Linked DNA regions of Mus musculus: regions 1 and 2 are each linked to region 3. The links are chromatin loops, found by intact Hi-C in ENCODE. Cell type or tissue: heart. All regions are shown on one strand.

Region 1 (8,000 bases), 310 kb after region 3:
CTTGACGTTTACAGACAGCCACACCTTTTGCTATAATCCATCGTGTGTGTGTGTGTGTGTGTGTGTGTGTATGTGTGTGTGTGTGTGTGTGTGTGTGTGTGTGGTACCAGAGTGCCCTCAGAGAGGTTCTGGAAACTGAATTGGTCTCTGAAAGAGCAACAAGTGCTCTTAACCACTGTGCCTTCTGTCAAGCTCCCTGCTCCAACAATGTCTGAAGGAACACTGGCCCTGCAGAGCTTCCTGTAATTCTTTCTTTGTCAACTTGGCAGGCAGTTGTGCTTGTGCACATAGACATACCAGGAAGAGTACTGGACACAGAGGATTAGCTGATCCACCTGAGGTTGTCCACAGCACTGGACGCAGGCCCTCTCTCCCCAGAAGGCCCTAGCATCCCTGAGGGACACTGTTCCCTACTGAGTCTTCTTTGATCTTATCTGAGGACCAAAGGTGCTTTAATAAAAGAAATCACTCTTTTGCTAATTTGGCTTTTCTGTCCAAAAACATGAGTAGTTTGAACTACTTAGCATCTCCCAGCTCCTAGTACTTTAGCTTCTGGGGAGAGAGGGCCTGCGTCCAGTGCTGTGGACAACCTCAGGTGGATCAGCTAATCCTCTGTGTCCAGTACTCTGCCTGGCTGGAAGATGTCTTTCCAAATAGGCTAGTTCCCCAGGAATATCGTCACACATTTTTCCATCAATTCTTCTCCAAGTTCAACAAGTAACAGAAGTCAAGTGTGAAGAGAAGTCCTGTCTGCAGGAACCTCACAGCTGGATCAGAGGAGGACTCTGAATGATGAAGTAGACAATGAAGAGGGGGTTGGCAATAAAGGGAGCTGGCAAAGGCTTCAGGGTAGACACTGGCATGCTGATAGATGCTCAGCAGATCACTGGGCCCCATGCACACACATGTGTGACAGAGCCCAACTTTACCACAGCTGAGATTTAGCCCTGTAGGGGAAAGGCTTTAGGGGGCAGGAATGGACTCCATAGCCAATAAGTATGCACTAAGGATCAGAGGTGGTGTCAGGGTACTACTCCCTGCACAGCTAGGGTTTTTGACTGGGACAGTGAAGGAACGACAAAAGGACAGTCACATGGCCACACATACAGAAAAGCTGGGGCCAGCTGAGTTGTGCAAAGTCTGATGGAGTGGCACCAACTGTCACCAATAACCTAGAATTATATAACTAGAAACATATAATTATTAAGCTCAGCTCAGGGGGTGGGGGCAAGCCAGTTAGCCAGTATTGGTGGAAGGTATCTGTGTGCAAGCAGTCTCAGGCTGCGAACATCCAGGAGGAAGTTGCTAATTTTTTGCATATAATGGTCAGTTATTCAGAGGAAGGCTTTGCCTTTCTAAACTTGACCCAGGTGGGGTATGGAGGCCTCTACCAATTTCCCATGGGTCTGAGACTATTTGTTGACATGGCGAGCAAGCTCATATCAAAAAATGCTATTCTCTTTAGACTTCTTCATGCATTCTCTCTAGGGTTTCTCAGCTTCCCACACCAGTTGCCATTTTTGTTCTGATACATGTCCTTTCTGTTAGCTGCAATCCCCCTTTTATATATTCACAAAACAGGACCTAGTATAAGCAGCCAGAGAAATTTTTGTCTTTGATTTCCAACATGCTGTTGGTTTGTAAGTTGCTAGGAAGTTCTTGCCTCCTTTGAAACTTATGGGTCAAATAGAAAACACCAGATAGGTCGTGTATATATAGTAAATGGATCTCTAATTCCACATTAAATTAGACCCAGAAACTGTGGTTCCATGGAACAAGTGTTAAGTGTTTTTATAGTTTTACGTGAGAAAAGTGACCATTGAGAAAAGGCTATTAACTTGATTTTATGTGACCTATTAAATGGTCTAAAACTAATATGAATGCCCTGTGTCCTCAGGAGGTAGAGCCTAAGAGACTAGCCTTCAGTAGGCCACACTTTTTGATCATGACTTGAAGGAGACCCCCACACAATCCATTACTTTCCCTCCATCAGCATGGCTCAGGCCTGGCTGGCCCCACTGCAAAGGTTCAAGCAGAAAAGCAAGAAATAATTTTATCATTCCCTTTGTGTTGAGATGAGGGTCTTGTACTGTAGCTCAGGCTAGCCTGGAACTCATTATGCAGTCCAAGCTGGCCTTGGGTTTGAGACAATCCTGCCTCAGCTTTCCAAATATAGACCGTTTTCATACCTACCTTCCACACTTCTTAAACATTGTCAACACATGAATAAGCCAAACAATTTTAAGTGAACTGTTTGTCAATATATTCCAGTAAATCACCACCAACAAAAGTCATTTGTATCTCAAATTATTTAGTCACTTTTCTAAGTGTACAACCTACAGATCTTATTCTCCCTCCCTACTTCCTATGTTAATTAATTCACTACAGCAGGAGCGTTTCTAGAACACAGTGATCCCAGTACACACAGAGAATTGCTCTAGGTAAATTCACAACTTCAGAATCCCACACTGATTCTATGCATTAGCATATTGTAGGATGTTAACAATTTCATGGGAAGTTCCGCACACTATGTGGAATGTCAAGAGTATCTCAATACAAACAAAGCCTAGTTCATATTATCAGTGCCCTGCTGACAGGCTTCCACACAACATTTGTTTGTTTTTCTCTCAAATATCATGTATAAATGACTATATATATAATAAGGCTTTATGCATTGTACTCTTCGAACAACTCCCGAATGTAGAGTGGCTGACTGTAGATCATTGACAGAGCTTTTTATTGCCTGTTTATTCTCTCTGTAGAACTAATATGCACGACCCCTCTCCATGCAACAAGCTTCAAAGGACACCCTAAAGACTCTGAGAGTAATTTGATGGGGGCTGCTGAGGTGAGGGTCTTGACATGAGCAGTGGGTGGGTATAAGACAACTCTACCCTTTCCATGAAGACATGATACGTTGTGTATGTGATACAAGGTATCCCTTGGACCACAAGCAAGCTAGGTGCTAGGCAAGAACTCTGCTATTTAGTTCCACCGTAGGTCCTAGCCATGATAAAGGTCATAGCTGCAGTAATTGCACTGATTTGATCATAACAGAATTTATCAACATATTTCATTGGCCCCCATGATTATGTACAATTACTATGCATGTCAGAAGTAATTTTTTTAAAAAGTAGAAGAAATCAATTCTAGCAATATGCCACCTCTAGGTTCTGTTGATCTTCCTCTGCCACACCTAGAGACTGCCACACCCAGGTGGATCACTTCCACCGCATTCTCTCCATGAATGAATCCCTAATGGAGAGATCTCGGGGGAGGGGAGGTTCCCAGTAGGAAAAGCAAGCTGCCCATACAGCTCCTTGGTGGATTGGCTCATACCAGGCCTGCCTAGCTCCAATACTTTCCACTTACTACAATCCATTTGTTCACTCAGTCTCTACCTGGGTGGCATCTGCCCTGGGCTCCGGGGGCCACAGCAGGAGGTCAGAATCAGTTCCAGGACTCAGGTTCCTTGTTCTCCTGCCCTAAAGAGAAAAACAAAATCAGAAGACAAATGGGGTAACATGTCAGAGGAAGTGTAAGGAAAACACAGCATCATCCAGAGAGGCAGGGAAGGAGTAGAGACCATCTGCAGGGTCCAGGAAGGCATCAGAAATGTAACACTTTATAACCTAGAGAGTCATATGTTTGACCATGAAAGGTCCATGCAGGAAGCCTAATAGAAGCACAGAGCACACCAAAGAACCCTAATATGTCTGGACTCTGAGCATTCATATCAAAGCCAGGCATGCTGATGTACATTCACAGTCCCAGCACTGGGCAGGTAAAGGTTCAAGATTCCAGGGCTCAGGACAGCCTCCACCATATTGTGAGGTTTGGGCCAGCATGGGCCATGTTCCTGAGACCCTATTTAAATACACACACACACACACACACACACACACACACACACACACACACACACACACCTCAATCAAGCAAGCAATCAATCAGTAAAAATTCAATAGAAAAGACAGATATACATATATACAACAGTATTATAGTTTACTTGTGTGCCTTCCTTTGATCTGGTTTTCCAGTTTAACGATATAGTGTGGGCACCTCGAGTTTATATACTTATATCCTCTTTTTAAAGATATTTAAAGGCGGCAGTGTCTACATCACACATAAGGTGTTTTGAAAGGTATAATGATTAAATTATGGCTTTTAGGCCAGACTACTCTCTCTCTCACCCTTTCAGATACTCTACTTTGAGACTTGGGAGGGAGTTCCTTAACTCTTGTAATGATATTCCTAGTATTTTGAATAGACCATTGGCTTTCTAAATATGCTGTCATAGAATCAAATCTGGAATCTAGCTCAGAGACGCTGGGATTTCCTCTGGGGAACCATAGTTTGCCGTAACTAATGTCATGGGTAAGACTACTAAAGGGAGCGACACAGTTTCCTGCAGAATGTTCTAGATTTCAAAACACTGCATCAGGAGCCTTCTCAGCGGCTTAACTACTGCTGACCTCTATTGGCCATATAAGGTACTGCACCAAAAACCCTTTGAAGGTTGGGAACTGGTTATTTGTGGTTCATCCAATGGCGGCTGGGAATTCCTGAGGCGTTTGAAAAGGTGCTAAATTGTCTCTTTATTAGAGAGTGGCATGGCATAGATCCAGGGCGTCATGCTTCAGATGGAACCGCTTAGTTCTTGGCTGGAGCCAATGCTGATTATTTTCGCAGATGCGTGATATTGTATATAGCACACATATACACTTTGAAAGGGCCCCATGAACTCATCTGCCAGTTAGATCAGAGCTTGTATTAATTCTGTGGCTTGAGACCCCCCACTGATTTTCAGCCAGGCATCAGCAGCTACACCCTAGATATGCCTTGGACAATCCAATGCCAAGCTGATATTGGCAGTCAGAAGTCCTTCAAGTTCAAAGGGCCAAGAAGCCCTCTTCCCACCAGAAGCCGTTTTCCCACCTTAGAGAAGTCACAGATAAGAGGCTTACAGGTAGACATGGGCGCTGAAGCCATCATCTAAACTTGGAGGAAACGAGGTAGCTATCTTAGTAACAAGAAAATGGAGTCCTGAGAAACAGCCAGTTTGTTTCCATCCATAATGTGCGTGCGTACATGCGTGCCTGCATGAGATGTGTGTTTCAGGGTGTCCCCTCTGTGGGGGTGGCCTTGTGGACTTGTGTCCAAGTGCAGCTATCAGGAATCTTCCTCAGTTACTCTTCCACCTTCTTCTTTAAGGCAAGGTCTCTTAATTAAACCAAGAGCTTGCTGACCCAATCTCACAGCCAGCTTGCTCTGAGGATCCTTGTCCCTGCTTAAATTACAGGCAAAAGGTCATACAACCTTTAAAGAATTTAAAAGGGCTGTGAAGAAACTGAGCTTCAGGAGATCTGAACTCTGGTACTCAAACTTGTGTGCCTAACACTCACCTGCTGCACCATCTCTCCAGATTCCCAAAGGAGGTGTTTTAAGTGTTATCACCACCTCTGCTGCATAGTTAAAGCAATGGTTATGCTAATTTAGCCTAGTTCGGTCATTCACACTGTATATATGTATAGAAAAGCCACGTTCTATCGCACAAAAGCAAACAATTGCTGTTTTTTTTTTCCATTAGAAATGAAACTATAAAATGTTTAAAAATTAAAATGATGTCTAGATGATTAGAATTCGGCTGACAAATCTCTGGATGGAGATGGGCATTATTCGAGGTCTAAGGGTACTGGGCATGTGAAAGATAAGCAAAGATGGCATTGCATGGAACTCCCTGGAAGGGGAGACAGGGAATTAAAAAGTGAAGCAGAAACCAGACTGAGGTTTCTGGAAACAGTACAGCCAAGAGAAATGGCTTCAGTGGAGAAAGGGGCAGACAGCGATACATTTCTATAAAACTCATTTTCATAAAACGTGATGACATTTTAGTGAAGTGAGAACTCATTTTTCTCTTCCAAAACTTGAGGCTAAGACCACCTGAATTAGTTTTCTGGGAGTTTTGGAGGTTTAAAAAGTCATTAGCACAGAGAAAGGTGGAGAGTGGATTTCACTATTTCAGCAATGCACGGCCACATTTAGACACAAGGAAGGCAAAATGAAAGACACAGTGTGGAGTTTAATATCCACCACTATCTGGTGCTGGAAAGGCCATTGCTGCAGACAAGGAGACCATGGTCTCCACTTCTTGGAGTTTGCATGGCCCTCCCAGCTGGTTTTCACTTGGTAGAGAAAGGGGCTGCCTACTATGTGCCTAAATGACTAATCTTGATACTTGAAAATGGACTTTTGGCACATGACACCAGCTGCATATGTAGCAGAGGATGGCCTTGTCAGGCACCAATGAGATGAGAGGCCCTTGGTCCTATGAAGTCTCAATAGATGCCCCAGCATAGGGGAATCCAGGGTGGGGAGGTAGGAGTGGGTGGGTGGGGGGGAACACCCTCATAGAAGCAGGGGAAGGGAGGATATGATAGGGAGTTTCAGGGAGGGAGGGAGCCAGGAAAGGAGATAACATTTGAAAAGTAAGTAAAGAAAATAAAAAAAGGAAAGGACATAGACTTTTTGTTTCTTTGTTTGGCTGGTTTTTGTTTTTGAGACAAGGTCTAGCTGTGTAGCCCAGGTTTGTCTTTACCTCAGAATTCTCCTGCTTCAGCTTCCTGAGTCCTGGGATTACAAATGGGTGTCATGACCTCTGGCTCTTATCTTTCTGGGTGCTTATATTGTTACTTTGTTTTATTTTTGATGCTGAATATTGAACCCAGGACTTCACACATGCTAGGCAAGCATGGTACAATCAAACAGCATCTCCAGCCCTTATTTGTATTTTAGACTACCTTCTATTTTCTCAATACTGGGGATTGAGCCTGAGGCCTTGCATAGCCTAAGCAAACACTCTACCACTTTGAGCTGCAACCCCAGCACTGAGATGCATTTAAACGCCGGGTACTCATGAGTACATAAATATACACATGCTGTATTTTCAGTAAGTAGTATTTACATGTAAAAACATACATATTTACTGTAGAAAATTTAGGAGATTCTTCAAAATACATAGGAACAATTAAACCACTCATTTCCTCATGATACAATGTAATATTATCAGGTAGTCTCTCAATTATTTTAATTATTTATGTCTATTTCTCTACTAGTGTCTACATCTAGAATTGGAAATTGAGTTATCCTTTGGGCTTAACAGAAGCAGTGAATTTTGCTTTAAAATCATAAAGCAATTTTACAGACTCTCATGACTCAAGTCCTCATAATAGTCTGTTGTGATTCACTAGAGTATAGCTGTTATTTAGATTGTCTCATTAATAGTTGACAAGATAGCATTATTACTTTCTTCACTTATTTTATAACTTACTAATAATTAAGAATCACCAAAGAAGGTTGAAAGATTCTGCTGGTCCCCATCATTAACGAAGACTGCAAACTCACTAATGGTCCCAAGACAAGTCAGCTGTCCTAGATTGTGTCTGTTTCTGTTTTGTTTGTTTGCTTGGTTGTTTGTTTGGGGGATTTGTTTGTGTTTTATTTAGCTGACCAAGCTGGGGAGCACAAGGTTTATATGACAGACAGGTTATAGCCCATCACTGAGGGAAGTCAGAGCAGGAACCTGAGGCAGGAACTGAAGTAGAGATTACAGAGGGGCCTGCTTACTGGCTTGCTTTCAGGATCACTGTCAATTTTTCTTATATCTTCAAGGAATATTTGCTCAGGGGTGACACCAACCGTAGTGGTATAGGCTCTTTCCCATCAATCAACAATCAAGAAAATGCCACACAGACATGGCTACAGGTCAGTCTAATAAAGGAATTTGCCTAATTGAGATTCCTTCCTCCCAAGTGATTCTAGTTTGTGTCAAGTTGACAAAACAACAACAGCAACAAAAACAGTAATCTGTATATGACCTAAAATATTATCCTCTAAGAGTCCGTTGGATGTTGAGGAAGAAACTTTCAAGTTCAGGGTCTGCACCTGGATATTCCTGCTAGCTCTGAGATTCAGAAAGCCTGTGGGCCTAACACTTAGCC
Region 2 (8,000 bases), 220 kb after region 3:
TTTTTAAGTGCATATATCTGTGTACCATATGAATATCTTATACAGAAGAAGGCCAGCAGATGGCATAATGTCCCTTGGAACTGGAAATACAGATGGTTGGTGCTGGGAACTGAGCTCAGATCCTTAGCAAGTATGGTAAGCAGTCATAACTACCGAGTCATCTCTCCAGCTCTATATTTCAGATTTTACTGGCAACATCTAGTAATTGTTGCTGTTTTTCTCATGCCCTGCCTTAGGCCAGTATGATGTTCCTGTCTGCATTCATGTCTATATATCCTTGGCCTTTATCATGTCATGTTTGCTTGGATTCTTTAGAATCCCAGGTCTTTTCTCTAACTCATCCATGGTCTTAAGCCATTTTGCAGCCATTGTTAATTCTTCTAATTAGTGCCAGGCCAATGGACTTGAGAAAACATTACATATTGCTAGCTCCCACCTGGAAATCAAGGCCTAGAAAAGGTTCCTGTGTGTTCTTCAATCTTTCTTTACTTTTCTTTTCAAGTGCCAGAAAGTTCTATATATATGTGTGCTAAGCAAACCATGTCACTTCTTCTCACTAAACAACACTGAACTCAAATATGTGCTATTAGACAAACTCCCCAACTTCCTTGATGTCTCTTGTGTTACACACGTGTAATGTGTATTTCATCCCTTAAGTTTGATTCTCATGCTGAATTTGTGCTTCTTTCAGCAAAATGTAGTCTAGGATAGCCAAAAACTGCTTAACAGATCACTAAGAGAGAGGTTGCTAACAATTCTAAGACATACACTCTACAAGATGGAAAGTAGTGTTGTATTGGTTTGAGTGGAGCAAGTTAGAAGCCAAGCTTGAAGCAAATGAGTAGGACAGGTGTGTGTGTGTGTGTGTGTGTGTGTGTGTGTGTGTGTGTGTGTGTGTGTGCTCTCGCGTTATGCGTATGCATACTTTAGGAGTTAGGGTGGAGAATAAAAATGAATTAGCAGTTCATGGTAAAAAAAAAAAGTATGATGACTTTTCAGGCATAGACCTGAGTCATACTTGATGAAGTCTTTCAGTTTAACAGCCTGTCTGATCCAAGCAACTCATCCATTGCTGTGTTTGGGAGGCATCTGCCAAGTTCCAGTCTTGAAAAGTAGGTCCCCAGTGAAGTAGGGTTCAAAGATGAGATATTTGGGAGGTGATTGGTTAGGAAAGTTCTGCCCTCTTGAGCAGATTAGCCCACAGGCTACTAGATTAATTGATAGATAGCATCAGCGTGGCTTTTCTATTAAAGACATTTTGTCTACTATGCTTACTCTCCTTGTCTTGGGATACCTTCTTTTAGGTTATGATGTGGCAAGATGGCTCACACTAAATGCAACTTCCAGGACTTTAGAAAATATTTTCCCTCTAGAAACAACTCTGTGATTACTCATTTTATTAGTGGCAGAGGAATCAAACAGGCAGCACCAAGATCAAGAGTTGTAGAGAGACCATTTGGGCAGTGACTGTTTATTGTAATTGCAACTTAGGGAGCAGCAGACAATGGGCAAGAATGCCATGTGTGAGTATCATCCTCCCTGAGTCTGTGAATGAAGACCATCATCCCTACCTGACAACTTGTTCTTTCTCCGTCATCCTTAACTAATCTACCTCTAAAGTAACAGGGATGCTTCATCACTTAACCCATGGGAAGCTGGTGCTAGAGAAGGTGGCCAGGGTACACCCACCATAAAGTAGGACGCCTCCTGTTCGTGACAGTATGCAGGCCTTTGTCTCCCACTTTGGGCTGACTTCAATTTGCTCTAGTGGTATAAGGCTGATAGCTCACTGCAAAGCTCAAAAGACCAAGAAAACATTTATTTGAAGATTAGCAGGAGACGCCTTCCTCTAGCTTTCTAATATACAGGGTCAGGAAAGTTACAGGCTTCTAAACACCTCAAACCAGAAATAGGAAAATACAGCTGAGGTGAGGGATGTGTGGGTAAGTGTAGGGGGTGATGACTTCCATTTCCGATGCAAAGCTGATTGCTTCAAAAGACACCCCCCTCTCTCCACTACAGAGCAGCCGAGAGAGTCGGGTGGGTAAAGTCTGCAATCATTGACCATTTTGTATTTGTTCATAGTGTGACCCATACTTTGTCACTGCAGGGAGTACCCAGTAGGCTTGTCTAGCACACCTGTATTAAAGAGCTGTGCAGACTCAATGAGTGACCTACCTGGGTCTCAGGTATTTCTAACTGAGAAACCTTAGCATCTAGACAACTGTATTAATACAATACTGTTAATCCATATAATCGTGAATTGTCTGGGTTTAAATGTTTGGGTTAATATTGCATGTACGTATTTATGTGTATGTAATATTTTATGATATTTCAGATTTTTGGTCATGAAACATTTGCAATACGTTCTATGACTTCATGGCACTTGACCTCAAATCTCATGCATTTCTCCTGTGCACAAAGCAAAGCAAATGGGTGGAGTCTTGCACTGAAGTGTTCGGTCAAACACAGGTAAGTTGTCATACTTCTGTTGTTTTTTCATTTCATTTCTCCCAAAGTTATATGAGACAGTACTTGAGTGATGATTTTCATGTTGGTAGGTCCTTGGCTCTTGCCTCCTAAACATGCTCTCCTGGTTAAATGAACATATGTATGCTGGCTATTGGAGATGAATAACAAACATACTTGAGGAGCAAGAGATGGCAGAGTAAATGACATCATCACACCAAACTACCCTGCTTTAGAACTGGTCCTGCAGACAGTTCTGACTTGGAGAGGGAGAATCACAGAGGGAAGCAGGAAGTCACTCGGAGCCGTTCCTGAACTGTGAAAAGATTGATGAAGAAGCTGTGCTCAATGGCAAAGGCTAGGCATGTTTCAGCAGCTGAGAGAAGTGAATGGGGGTAGGGAACCTCTTATTTTTACATGGTTTCAATATAAAGAAAACATGTGGTACGTACAAAAACATTTTTACCGAATAAGTTGATGGCACTTCTTTATTACCCATGTTTTCTCTGGATCCCTTAGGATGTACTTCACAAAACTTGCACTATTCTCTTGTAACTATAGGACCATTGTTGATAGGAACCCACTTTTGTATTCTTTATTATAAAGACACAGGTGAATGCCATGTTGTAATGAGGAATCAGTACGTACATATTTCTTACTTAGCATGTGCATACTGTTAATGGCTTAAACATCCTGGGTTAACACCCCCTCCTAGACTAGATGCCCATAGAGGATAAAAGGTTGATATGGGAAGACCTTAACTCAACTCAATGGTTCAATCAATTTCTGAGCTCAGACACCCAGGGATTAAGTGAATGGGTACTAAGGGAAGACAGGCATCACAAGTTTCAGAAAGACAGTTCACCAGCTGACCAGAGGAGCCATACTCCCATATGATGTCTTTGTTTACCCCTTCTGTGTACATGATATGCTGACTGGAGATGTAATGAAGCTAGATTTTTAGGATCTCAATCCACTGTCTTCTCAGATTGTCAGATCTTTGAATAAGTGCAGCTTTACAGATTCAATTCCTGTCTCTTCTCATTGACATCTGCAAGTGACAGGCAGCAACGAGTTCTGTATTCATTTACACTACAAGAGTCAGGAAATTAGACATTGTCTAACCTCTAGCTTTCATGCAGATACTGTGATGGGCTCCAGTAATATTCTCTATTGCAGAATTGTTTCCCTAGTCCAGCATCCAATCAAAGATCAGGCACAAGCATTGAATCATCATGCTTATTCAGTGTCATTTACTCTGATTAGAGCCCAACCATGACTCAATCTTCTCAAATGGGATGCTTTTTAGCAATGCCAACCAGTTATAGTAGGGTGTTTCCTTTAAGTTTTTCTGATGTTCAATGTTATCTTCAGGCCAAGCAATTTTGGCAAAACAACAACAACAACAACAAACAAACAAACAAAACAAAACAAACCAAACCAAACCAAACCAAACCAAACCAAACCAAACCAAACCAAACCAAACCAAACCAAACCAAACCAAACCAGCCCAGCACATGAGGTAGGGTGTGTCCCAAGCACCAATCCAGAAAGGCAGTTTGTCCCAGTCAGGGTGAAAGTAATTTTCCACTTGGTTAAGTATTTTGGTTGTTGTTATTATTTTTTTTTCTGTTTTAAACCCTGCACCCTTGAATTCAGTTGGCTGTGTGCTAATAGTTACTGATTACTCCTCCTTTCTGACTTCACTGTAAAGACAGCCTCACTGCAACAGTGCCACCTACTGAAACAGGGAGTGATGCTCTCTTACTGAGATGCTTATCTTGATGCTTTCCAAACACCATGTAACTTACAGTTAATGCTAATCTTCCCAGACACCTGGCTAGTAAAAAGGTGAAGGCTCGGGTCAAGTCTTTAGGGAAGAGCATTAGGGGAAACATGATGTGGCAATCAAATGTGAAAAAGGAGCTTCTAGCACAGTTCTGGGAATCTACCACGCCCTTTGAAAAGTCAGTGATATGAGATTCTCTCCCTCTCCCTCTCCCTCTCCCTCTCCCTCTCCCTCTCCCTCTCCCTCTCCCTCTCCCTCTCCCTCTCCCTCTCCCTCTCCCTCTCCCTCTCCCTCTCCCTCTCCCTCTCCCTCTCCCTCTCCCTCTCCCTCTCCCTTTCTCTCTCCCTCTCCTCAAAAATAAAGTGTTTGATGGGGTGAGTAGAAATGGGGGTGCTCTCAGAACTGAACCTTGCTAGCACTACCCAACCAAGACCCCACTGTGTTTCTTCTTTTCATCTTTGCAATGTGGATCCTTATAAACTTTAACTTGTTCCAGCGTTTGCCTCATTGTTTGTCTGGAAATAATAAGAGCGGTTGGTCTCGCTCTCTAATTTGAGAGAAAATATGGCATTCCCCTCCCACCATGGAGAACTGTGGGATGCTCTCTATCATAGTCCCATCATGCTGGTTGGCCGACTCTGCTGCTCCTTCAAACAACTGTTTGATCTTCTCATTACTAATCAGACTCTTGAACCTGAAACTCACAGAGGAGAAATGGGCCAGATCTAGCCTGATTATTTTGCTTGTTTATTGGCTTCTGTAAATGTAGTATTTCTATATTAAAAAAAAAAGTCTTGAATGATGGTGGTCAAATTTAGACCAAGTTGTTCTCCTTTTGGTATTAACTATGAAGAAACCAGCAAAATAGATTATCAGATAAAGCCACGTGCTGCACAAATATATATATATATATGTGTGTGTGTGTGTGTGAATATATATACATGTATATATGTATATATATTCACAAATGCGATGGAAAACAGCCCAAAATTAGCACCACCACCCCCAACTGCTAACACAGGTAAATTAAATCTTTGGTGTGACAAATGTTACTTTATTATGATTACTAAAGCTCATTTCTAGGAATTTGAGTCAGAGAATAGACTAGAGTGATTGGTAGAATGGAGTTTCAGGAAAGATGTGTAACTAAAGTACATAGCCTATAAGCATCTTTAGATTTCTGAGAGTCAATGATGTGTAGTAACCTTCAGCATCTAATCCACAGCTTGATCTAGTCTATGAACACCATCTGAAACTTTAAAATTAAAGTGGTACAACGGCATAGATCAGGGGCTAAAGGAGCCTGCAGCCAAGCCTTGTAATACCAGCTAGAGCCCTGAGACCCACGAGGTCATGGAAGGGGAATGCACTCCTGTTAGCTGTCCTCTAGTCCTCTAGTTTCCATATACACACTGCTATACATGCATGCCCACAAACACACACACACACACACACACACACACACACACACACAAATACATGAGATACTTCTAACTAAAAAATGATTTTATTAAAATTAATAGTTTTTAGAAGGAAGTAAGTTTTCATCCAGTTTTAAACTTAATGTCAAATGTTGATATTTGATTTGTTAGCCCTGAAAGTTATGGGACACTCAGAAGAAACTCATTTATCAACAAAAGGGTGACCTACTTAGAGGCAACCTTGGATTAGAAGTGTTTAGTGCTAAGTCCATGGTGTGATTCGCTAAATGTTTATGCACAATCCCCGTGTGATATAATTCTGTGTGCAGAATTACCTGGGCTCTCTGGAGTTGGATATCTGTATTAGCACATTGTAGCCCATGGAGAAATCCACAATGAGGGGGAAAGTAACCTGTTTCTGAACATTTGGGGTTGCATTAGGTTTTGTCATGTGAAATCATTATTTGTCTGTTTTGTGGTCAAAATGCTTATCAAAAATTTCAGCTTCATTGAGACTGGTGAGAAGTAGTAGAGAAAGAAGCAAGGCATAAGTTACCATTTATGCATTTCTCCACAATGGTAACATTTCACAAAACTAAAGTACATATTGGTTTTAAGTGGCCCAATCTAATATATTAGAGCTGTTTGGCAAAACTACAAGTTTGCTGGATAATCCTAAACTCATAAAACAGAGTAAGTCTGATGACATTGAGACATGGACCATTACCATATGCATTTGGTTTCATGCTGTGAGAGAGGAGGGGAGTCAGGGAGAGCCAGCAGTAAGAGAACTGGGATGATGGCTACAGTTTAAGGAATGCCAGAGGGTCAACTATGGGAAGTGCACTGGGACCTCATTGGGGATGCAAAGTGCTGACACAGGCATAACTTCAAGGTCAGAGAGAGCAACAGAGGATAAGCTAATCTAAGTGAGTAAAGGCAGCCCACAACCATGTCCGTGTGGGCTGCCCTGCTCCTAAGTTGAGGGGAAGCTGCTCATGGAGGTGGGGAAATTGTTGGGTCCACAAAGTTGGGGGGCACGGAGTGATGAGAATGAAGGAGACAGAAAAACATTTACCGTGTGAAAAGAAAGAAGAATGGATGAGAGCATTCGGCAGACATAAACGGGAAGAAACACGCTGTAAATTTCTCTGGGAGCTTACATGTGTTAGGGCAGTGCCATTTGGACTCTAGTGTGCTTCCATTTCATGCAGAATGCTGAAATTTTAAAGAAATGAAATCAGGGTTGGTCTTGTTGAAATTGAGGATGAAGTCATTTTCAAATTCACCCTTCAAAACTTGGAGATTCCACGAATAGATTAGAAAATAAGAAAAATTCACCATAGAATTTTTTTTAAAAGAAGGCAAAATAAATATTCCAATGGTTCTCAAATAATTCTGTTCTTTGACAAATATGAGGTTGGAACAGGTTCCATCAAGTCCAAAGACAAAATGGACTGTAAAGGAGACAGACAGATTCCTTTGAACATAATACCTGTGACAATTGTCCAGCTTCCAGCGAGCAGCATAGGGGGCCACAATGGCCATGTGCATATCCCGAGAAACCAGTGGATGCACTGCCCTAAACAGAGTTAACTGGAGGAATAATGATGTTCTGATCAGGACCAAAAAGACGGTCATTCCTTGCACTGGACGGCTGACTACATGTGGAGCAGAGTATTTCAGAAGCAGGGACAAAGGAAAGAGAACACAGGTGAAGGACAACAGAAGGGAATGGCCACTGAGCTAATTGGCTATGAAGACATGCTGTGATGGTTTACAGAAATGCACGTGCGGTGGACTTAAGCAAATGAGAATGAGACAGTTGAGGCAGAGCATGAGATCTGGCCTGTGATCATCCCACTACTCTGAGTGTTATCAGGGGCAGTTTATAGTTGTTTAGGTTGAAAACTTTAACTTGTACCATCACCCGTGTTACTTCAGCAGTATTCCAATACTCAGAACCCTGATATCCTGCTCCACCTGAAGAAGCATTGGGTGTTCTATATGTAATAATTCCAACATAAACGTTTATCAAATAAGAGAACTTAGAAAACACAAGCCATGTTTCTCAGACTGTATTCCACAGGCTGTCCAGCTCCCTCATTCTCCTCCCATTACCTCTGTGTTCCTTCCTTCCTTTACCCCATTCATTTATTCCTTCTATTCTTCTCAACCTCCTCTCTTTATCAGCATCTTCTTTCCTTCTTTCAACACATTCTTATTAAACACTGCCTTCTACATGCCTCGTGTGCAGTGTGGAGTAAGGACAGACATGGAGCTTACCCTAGTGGAGCTTGAGGAAAAGCTAGATGTTGTCA
Region 3 (8,000 bases):
GAGCTCACTTTGTGGAAGGAAAGACTAACTTCTCAGAAGCAACTGTGCACGTGTGTTCAAAGAATAGAGAAGAAAATGTTAAGTTTTGTTTGTTTGTTTGTTTTTGTTTTAGACATGTAAGGGAGAACTATTTGTACTCTGAAGACACAGTCTACTGTGGCAGGTGCAGCAGAGTGACAGGAGTGTGAGGCATCTGGCTCCATCGCATCTGCAGCCTGGAAACAGGAGGCAAATGATGCGCCTCAGTCCACATCCTCTCTTGATTCATTGTGGACCCCAACCACGGAGTGGTGCCACTCATAACAAGGGCAAGTATTTCCGTTTTTGCTAACCCAATCTAAACACTCCTGCAGGACATTTTCAGAGGTTTATGTCCTGGGTAATTCCAGGTCCTGTCACAGTCACAGGGCTGTCATGTCACAGGAGCATCATGGTGGCAAGGCACTCTTTCAGCTTCTCAGAGGAGGTGGCAAGTTAACACAAACATATGTCTTGAACACTTACTCAGCCAGACATTGAAATCTCCTGTCTTTTCACAGTTCCTGAATTATTTCTTTATGTCTAACCCAGGATATAAAGAAATAATTGTGAAACAATGGGAAAAGATCTTTGTAGGCATTTAAAAATGCTATTATTTGATTGTTTTTTTCCAAACAACTTTTACATAGGTTATGGCTAAAACCAAGCTTGTCTCCTATGGGTTCATGATAGGAGTTTGGTCCTCACTGTGGTGTTATTAAGTGGTGTAATATTTAAGAAGCAGGGTTAATGCAGAGATCTATAGGTCTTCTGAAGGATGTCCTCAGAGGAGAATGTGGGACCTCAGTCTCCTCTCTGCTTTGGTCTAGAAGCTCTCCTAATCTCACAGCTATTTCCTCTATAGCACCTTTCACCCTTAGGCTCCCACCAGAACCTGAATCAGTAGACCACCAGGTCTTGGCCCATTAGCCATTAAAAGTATAGACTAATAAGTTTCCTTTTTTCAAACACAGTCCACCTTGGGTGTTTCATTTTAGCCACCATGACTAAAATGGTGGCATCCCATTTTACAGACGAGAAGACCGAGACAAGACAAGAAGTCCTAGCAACTTACTCAGAAGCTCACAGCAAGTTGACAAATGAGTAGGATTCCAATTCAGGTCAACCGAACCTCCAAGCTGTATTTTCCCCATCTCATTACTTAAGGAGAATGGAGAGGCTTCCTTAGGGGAAGGTGGTGTCTTCAAAAATTTGTCCTTAAGAATGCCCCCCTCACCTCATGCCTTTCAAATTTCATGTGTTCTTTGATGAAGCTGTGTCTTAGAGGCATTTTAATTCCCTGAACAGTTGACAAGGCACTGGCTGGCTGTAGATATTAAGAACAGCAAGAGCAACAGTTTATTACTGAATATGGAAAAAAGGTTACCATGGCAACAGACACACAGCACACTGCAAAGCCCAGTCGAGCTGTTATGACATAACCTGCTGCTTTGTTTTTGGAAGGCCTCTGGATGACCTATGCTGTTCTTTCTCTCCTGAAACAGTGGCCATCAATGGATAACCACACAAATAAGAACATTAGTGTCAGGATCATATTAGTGGACAGGTAAGTTACTGAGTCAGATATTCATTTATTACATAATCTACACTTTGTCCTCCTTTCCCCATTTAAGGGTGTCAATAACCTTTTCTGAAGGTCCAACTTCCATTTAACAGCAGGCCTCAGCTCCCAGCCTTCCCCTGGACTCTTTGAAGTCACTAGCACACCATGCACAGGAGGAAGCCATTAGCCAGGGGAACTCCCAACTTATATGGCTAACCATAAATTAGAAGGCTGGGGATGTCTGACCAGCAACTGCAAACCCACTCAAGCTGACTGTTGCTTGTTCTACCCATTGATGACAGGTCACTAAAGAATTCTCTTCAGGCAGTTCATTTCTGTTGGCAGCAACATTACTATTTGGACTTCTGAAATGACTCTGGCAGTATACAAGGCTGCCACAGACAGGCATTCTGGAATTGAAGTTTTAGTGAAATATTCTAAGTTGTTATTCTATTGGGTGGGGGTCAGGTGTATTATGGCCCCTCTGCTGTTTGTCTTTCTTTCCTTCTTTCTTTCTTTCTTTCTTTCTTTCTTTCTTTCTTTCTTTCTTTCTTTCTTTCTTTCTTTCTTTCTTTCTTTCTTTCTTTCTTTCTTTCTTTCCTTCCTTCCTTCCTTCCTTCCTTCCTTCCTTCCTTCCTTCCTTCCTTCCTTCTTTCCTTCTTTCTCTCTTTCTCTCTCTTCTCTCTCTCTCTCTCTCTCTTTCTTTCTTTCTTTCTTTCTTTCTTTCTTTCTTTCTTTCTTTCTTTCTTTCTTTCTTTCTTTCTTTCTTTCTTTCTTTCTGTGTGTATTTATAGTACAATGCCCATCGATGCCCATGTGTATTTATGACTGTATGAGCCTGTGTGCCTGTGTGCATGTGTCTGACTGCAGCCAGAGTGCACTTGGGGTATCTGCCATAAGAGCTCTCAGACAGGATCTTTCTCTAAACTGGATGTTTGATGTTCAGGCTGGATTTACAGTGGGCTCTTGGGATCTGCCTGGCTCTACTCACCATTGATCACTGGCATCTGTGGCCACACCTGAGTTTTATGTAGGTGCTGGAGATTAACATTCAGATCCTCATGCTTGCACAATGAGTGCTCTTACACACTGAACCATCTTCTCAACACCCAATATTTTTCTTGAGTCAGGAGCCTCCACAAGATCAGAATGGCAAGTGGTTTCTGAGAAGACCCATCGGGGTTGGGTCTTAAAGAAACCACAGAGAGTAGCCTGAGAGTCTGGAGGGGCCACTGAAGCATTGTTTGCCTTTGAGACAATGGCTTCACTTCTGGCAGAGCAATGTCCCACAGAATATTGATACTCAAGAAATTATTATCAGTTACCTACTACATGTCAGGCACTGTTCTCCAAACTAAGAACAACACTGAATACAACAGCAAATAAAACATAAAATATAAAAATACACACCTGTGTGAGGTTTGTATCAAAGCAGAGGGAACAGGCAATAAAATAAGTTCAAATGTGCCTAAGTTTAAGGTACAGTGACATCACAATAAAGCCATCACATGTTGAAATAGTTTAAGTTGTAAACTGGTTGACTACACTCCAGCCTATGGACCACTAATTTAGTGGCCAGACACACTGTACAGTCAGCTGTTTCCTCTGATGACATGGAAGTCATTGTTGACACTGACTGGAAGCATGGCTTACTACTTTCACCCAGAATTGATGGACAACATCCCATGGCTCTTGCTGGCCTGGGAGGAGACAACAGGAAGGTTTAATGTATAACTTTAACTGACTGTGAATCATTTTCCACCATCTGAGCATTGAAAAGCCATATAGAAACCCAGCCATCCAGGTTAGGACGGCATAGCTGTTACAAGAAGACATGAATCCTCATGAAAAGGGAGAGGTGAGAACATAGGGGCAGGGCAGGGAAGGGAAAATCCTAGGCAGGGATCACTAGGGACCACTAGTCAATGTATTGCCACGTATGGAGGTGATGTCTGAGTAAAGACACAGGAGAGAAACAGTGAAGTCTGGGGCAAAGCAAGCTTATAGAAGGGCAGTAGAGCCTGATCCTGAGGGGTGGGTGTCTTTACAGAGGCAGGAACTAGCTGTGTGGTGATTGGGCACACTCAAGATGCTGTTCCGCCCCTGAGAGTGTGAATGCCCACTAGCAGCGTCATGAGAAAAGTATTTAAAAAATACTCTTTAATAATATTTGCTGTTTAAAAAAAGAAAAAAGGGAATCTTTAAAAATTTACCTTTTAAATTTGAAAATAACACTCGTCTATATTTATATGGGGCTTATTGCAATGTTTAATCTGTATTTAAATCATGGAACTATTAAATCAACCTAACTATCACAGGTATTACCTTGCTTATTTAGCATTATTTTTGTGGTGAAAGTGACAATAAAATTGACAATGTTAGCAATTTCTATGTAGGACAGAAGTTTTCAAAGATTCTTTCTCTGCGGGCACAAAGGCTGGGACCCTTGTTGAAACTGTTTGCAGCTATCTGGCTATATAAGATGGGGAGGGTTGGAGGGAGTGACGGGAGACGATGAGAAACTGTCATGGTCTGGAAAGACACAGGCTCTTGCTGACAGACTGAATGTGAGTGTGAGGAGAGGGGCCCCAGAAGGCCTCTAAGCATTTTTCACTGGAAAATACGCAAGAGAGCAGAGCCCTTGGTTGACAGGGAAGACTGAAGTAAGGCAGGTATTTGGGGGCGCTGACAGGGACTTCACTCCGTTAGACCTCCAAGTGGAGACAGGAAGTAAGCGATGAGGAGCAGGAATTCGGGGGGTGGGGGTGGGGCTTGGGATTAAATATAGATATGGCTGGTGCTCAGACCTTGGGGCTTATGTGATTGGATCCAGGTGAAAGAATGTGGTAAGGATACCCAAGCACCTCCTTATGAGGTAAAGAAAAAGAGGAAGAATCAGTAAAAGAAGCCGTGTTAGTCCATGTGTGCATCTTTTTGATGGAATACCCGTCAGAAGCAAATTGAGGGAGGAGGGATTTATTCTGGCTCACAGTATTAGCGGGGTCAGCCCATGCTTTTGCCTCATGCGCTGGATTGCAGGAAAGTATGGTGGAAGCTGTTCACTTCTTGATGGGCAGGGAGCAGAGAGTGACAGGGGTCTGGGATAATATATCTACCAGGGTCCACCCTCAGTGACTTACTTCAGAAAGTTTCCACAGCTTCCCTAAACAGTCCTGGTAGCCAGGAATCATTATATTCTCTGTGGGGGAACCTTTCATATTCAAAACGTTAAGGAAGGAGAGAAGGTGAGAGGATCAAGGAGGAGAGGACAGAAGAGGAAAGGGGATGAGGGGAGGGTCTGGGAGGGGAGGGAAGAAAAAAGGAGGAATCAGAGCCACGGATTGAGGGATGGCCAGTAGAGGGCAGTGTTCGGGAATACAAGGGAAAGAAAGGTGAGGTTTATGTCCAAGGCTGCTGGGTCCCAAGACAGACATGAGCTTGGTCGCTAGACTGGTCCGTATGGTACAGTACCATAGAGTTCTGAGACAGTTTGGGGGAGAGCCAGAGAGGAATTGGAGCAAGCAAGATCTCTTTCTCCAGACTTGACTCAGCCAGAAGTCATTTTTCAGAGTCTCAGCTAAAATTTGCCAGGAAGAACCGGCCCCATAGATCATCTGTTGAACCAAATTGTCTAGAGACGCTCAGAGAGGGAAGTTGGCTCCTCAGGGGCTCTTCAAGAGAATGGAGAGGGCAGAGGAAAGACCTAGATGTGTGAAGAGGCCCGGCCTGGGTGCAGATGAGGGTCCACGTACTGATGTTTCTTAGCTCTAACTTCCATTAAATAGGTGGATTCTGCTCTGAGGACCTACAGCAAAGCTTTGGCCTATCATTATGATTTGCAATTCACTCTGGGGACATTTCCAGGAACAGTGAAGAGAAGTGTCTAGGAACACACGCACACACACACACACACACACACACACACACACACACACACACACACACAGTTCAGATCCCAGCCCTGCCGCCATATTCGAGCTGCGTGACACGTGGAAGATACTTAACCTCTTTGAACGTTGTCTGCAGAATTGCGGTATTGCTAATGCTTACCTCCTGAGTCCTGAACATGAACTATATTCCTAGAAATAGCACTGTCCACAATGACCTGGTGCAGCATTTTTATATTTATTTACCTATTTATTTATACTTTTTAGTGGTGAGAAAGCAAGGGACGTGAGTGGAGACTGCACTTGAAGACAAATTCCAATTTTCCCAGACCTCAAAATGCAGCTCTGCTACTCTCTCCTGCTTCTCTCTCCTGGCTGGAATGTACAGTGAGCCACAGTGCCCCAGGGGGCCACCATCGACAGTTACACAACTTAACATGGGCTGTTCTCGTGTCTTCAGTTCTGGGTCCCAGCATTTTATAAGTTATATGTGATAGTCAGCACTTTGTTACAAAATTGGTGAATGTAGATATACTTAGCATGCTCAAGGCAGGTGAGGCTAAGAAATGATATTCTGTGGGTTGGACATTGTTTTAGTTCATTTCCCACTGCTGTGATAAAACACCATGACCAGAAGCAATATGGGGAGGAAAGGGTTTATTTGGCCTGAAGGTTTAGTCCATCATTAGGGATATCAAGTCAGGAACTCAAGGCAGGAACCTGGAGGCAGGAACTGAAGCAGAGATGCTAGCGGAAGGCTACTTACTTCTTCCTCATAGGTTGATCAGCCTGCTTTTCTGATACACCCAGGACCACCCGCTCAAGGATGGGTCCTTCCATATCAATCATCAATGAAGAAAATGCCTCAGAAGTATACCTACAGACCAATCTGGTCGGGATAGTTTCTCAATTGCATGTTGGTAGGAGGTAGGCTGAAATCCCTAGTAGTCTTTAAATAAGGGAAGTGAGGTTACTGACGTGTCAGAGTGTCCATAAAAGTAAATAAACCATGAATATGCCTAGAATCCTAGCACTTGAGATAAGCAGAGTTAAATAGTAAAGAATGTTCCCAGGATCTGGACATTGGTAAAGTACTTGTCTTGTAAGCACAAAGACCCGAGTTCAATTGCCAGAATCCACATAAAGCTACAAGGTGTGGGTTTATGGTTTCAGCATTGGGAATGCAGAGACGGTTGAATTTCAGGGATTCTCTGTAAGCTAGTTTAGCCTAATTGGTCAGTCAATGAGAGACTTTTTAAAAGAAGGTGGATGGAGATCCTCAGGAAGACACCCAAGGTTGCCCTTTGACCTCCACACATATGTTCTCACACATGCATGGCCCTAAATGCTTCTCTTCACACAAATAAAAACAACCCCAGGGTGAAAAATGAACAGGTTTCAGTAACAACTATCAGTGAGAGATGGCAAATTATCACTTCCTTCTGACAACAGAGCTTGTCACTCATCCCCGTTGCCTGGAGACTCAGCGGGATCATCTGGCGGCTCAGGAGGAGATGCACAACCCACCTCTACTTTGACATTTGTTCCCTCATGGAACTTTTCAATGGAAAGAGAGTTGGGGTGACACAGGCCACACCTCACTGCAGGACTTCAATGTGCTTGTCTAGGTTGCTTTGTTTTTCTAAGCTCCATCCACTGCTCCATTAGTCTGTGACCCAGAATGGAAGCACTCGCAGCAGTGCAAAACATAAACTCAGCTTGGCGTCTAACCAAGGTAAGTCAAGCTCTCACGGACTCACGGTCCTGTGTGTGTGTGTGTTATAATTTTTTTTTTTTGCTCTTGTAATAAGTGAAAAGTCAGGACTTCTTGTTATCTACCACTGCAGCAGAGACTGGCTAATACCTTCCTTAAGGTGGAATTAATGTGGCGAAAGTTAAGTTCAGAAGGAGGCTGGAAATTGTGAGAGCATGTGAGCTTGTAAGACCAAGATCCCTCTTGTAGACTCAAAGTCATTGCTGCCAAGGGGTGGAGTAGTCTCCTAAGTAGCGCAGGTCTCTATGGCTGAGCAGCAGTCTGTGTTGAAAAGGGAGGCCAACTCTGTGTCTTGAGAGAGAAGCAGGCTGTGCAAAGACTCATCAGGCTTGGGAAAGCACAGCCTTGGTTCCTTCCAACAGTTTTATATTTAAAGTCTGGGACAATATCTTGGTGTGTCTTTGTGAGAAAATAGAAAAACAGAATGCCTTGTGGTATCTAACAGCCCAGTGTAAAATAAAGTAATGCAATGTAAAGTCATACACTGACAGGGTTTAATCATTGCTGGCTAGTTTGCTTATCAAGAAACTATAAAAAAGCAGAAGCAAGACTGAGATCCCCGTCCCCCCAAAAAAATTCTCGGAAAGGTGAGCAGCATTTCCTGAAAAAGTGGGTTTTGATGGTGCCAGTGGCTCAAGGCAGCAAGGCAGAAAGGAGGCAGATGCGAGTGTCTGCTGCTGTCTGGGATATGCTAGCATTCCTGTCTTCAGGGCTGGATCAGAGCTTTGATGGTTGGTTACCTTTTCCTTTGTGCCTT

What was found. A loop is a pair of places that touch in the nucleus more often than their neighbours do. Peaks named below come from ENCODE experiments on the same cell type or tissue, not always from the same donor. Only the 100,000 strongest peaks of a DNase experiment are listed, where the experiment ranks them.
Region 1: it touches region 3 in a loop (14-fold over the local background); 9 of 42 quality-filtered maps call a loop at or near these places.
Region 2: a loop joins it to region 3, with 2.2 times the contacts of the local background. A loop is called at or near these places in 6 of 42 quality-filtered maps.

Annotation. Positions count from the first base shown.
Region 1 is chr2:147,734,019-147,742,018 of GRCm38, forward strand. No RefSeq gene overlaps it. Among named protein-coding and RNA genes, the nearest start is that of A530006G24Rik, 27 kb to the left of the region's middle. In heart, a CTCF peak has its summit at 4,483 (motif pointing left); no DNase peak of the experiment used is centred here; H3K27me3 peaks cover 463 bases.
Region 2 is chr2:147,652,657-147,660,656 of GRCm38, forward strand. No RefSeq gene overlaps it. Among named protein-coding and RNA genes, the nearest start is that of A530006G24Rik, 54 kb to the right of the region's middle. In heart, a CTCF peak has its summit at 4,203 (motif pointing left); no DNase peak of the experiment used is centred here.
Region 3 is chr2:147,428,381-147,436,380 of GRCm38, forward strand. It overlaps Gm39956 (a long non-coding RNA gene), which reads right to left and starts at 3,019. Exons shown (of 3, transcript XR_866810.1): 1 at 2,993-3,019; 2 at 1,094-1,345. It overlaps Gm35479 (a long non-coding RNA gene), which reads left to right and starts at 3,384. Exons shown (of 4, transcript XR_375067.1): 1 at 3,384-3,440; 2 at 6,922-7,204. In heart, a CTCF peak has its summit at 4,948 (motif pointing right); no DNase peak of the experiment used is centred here.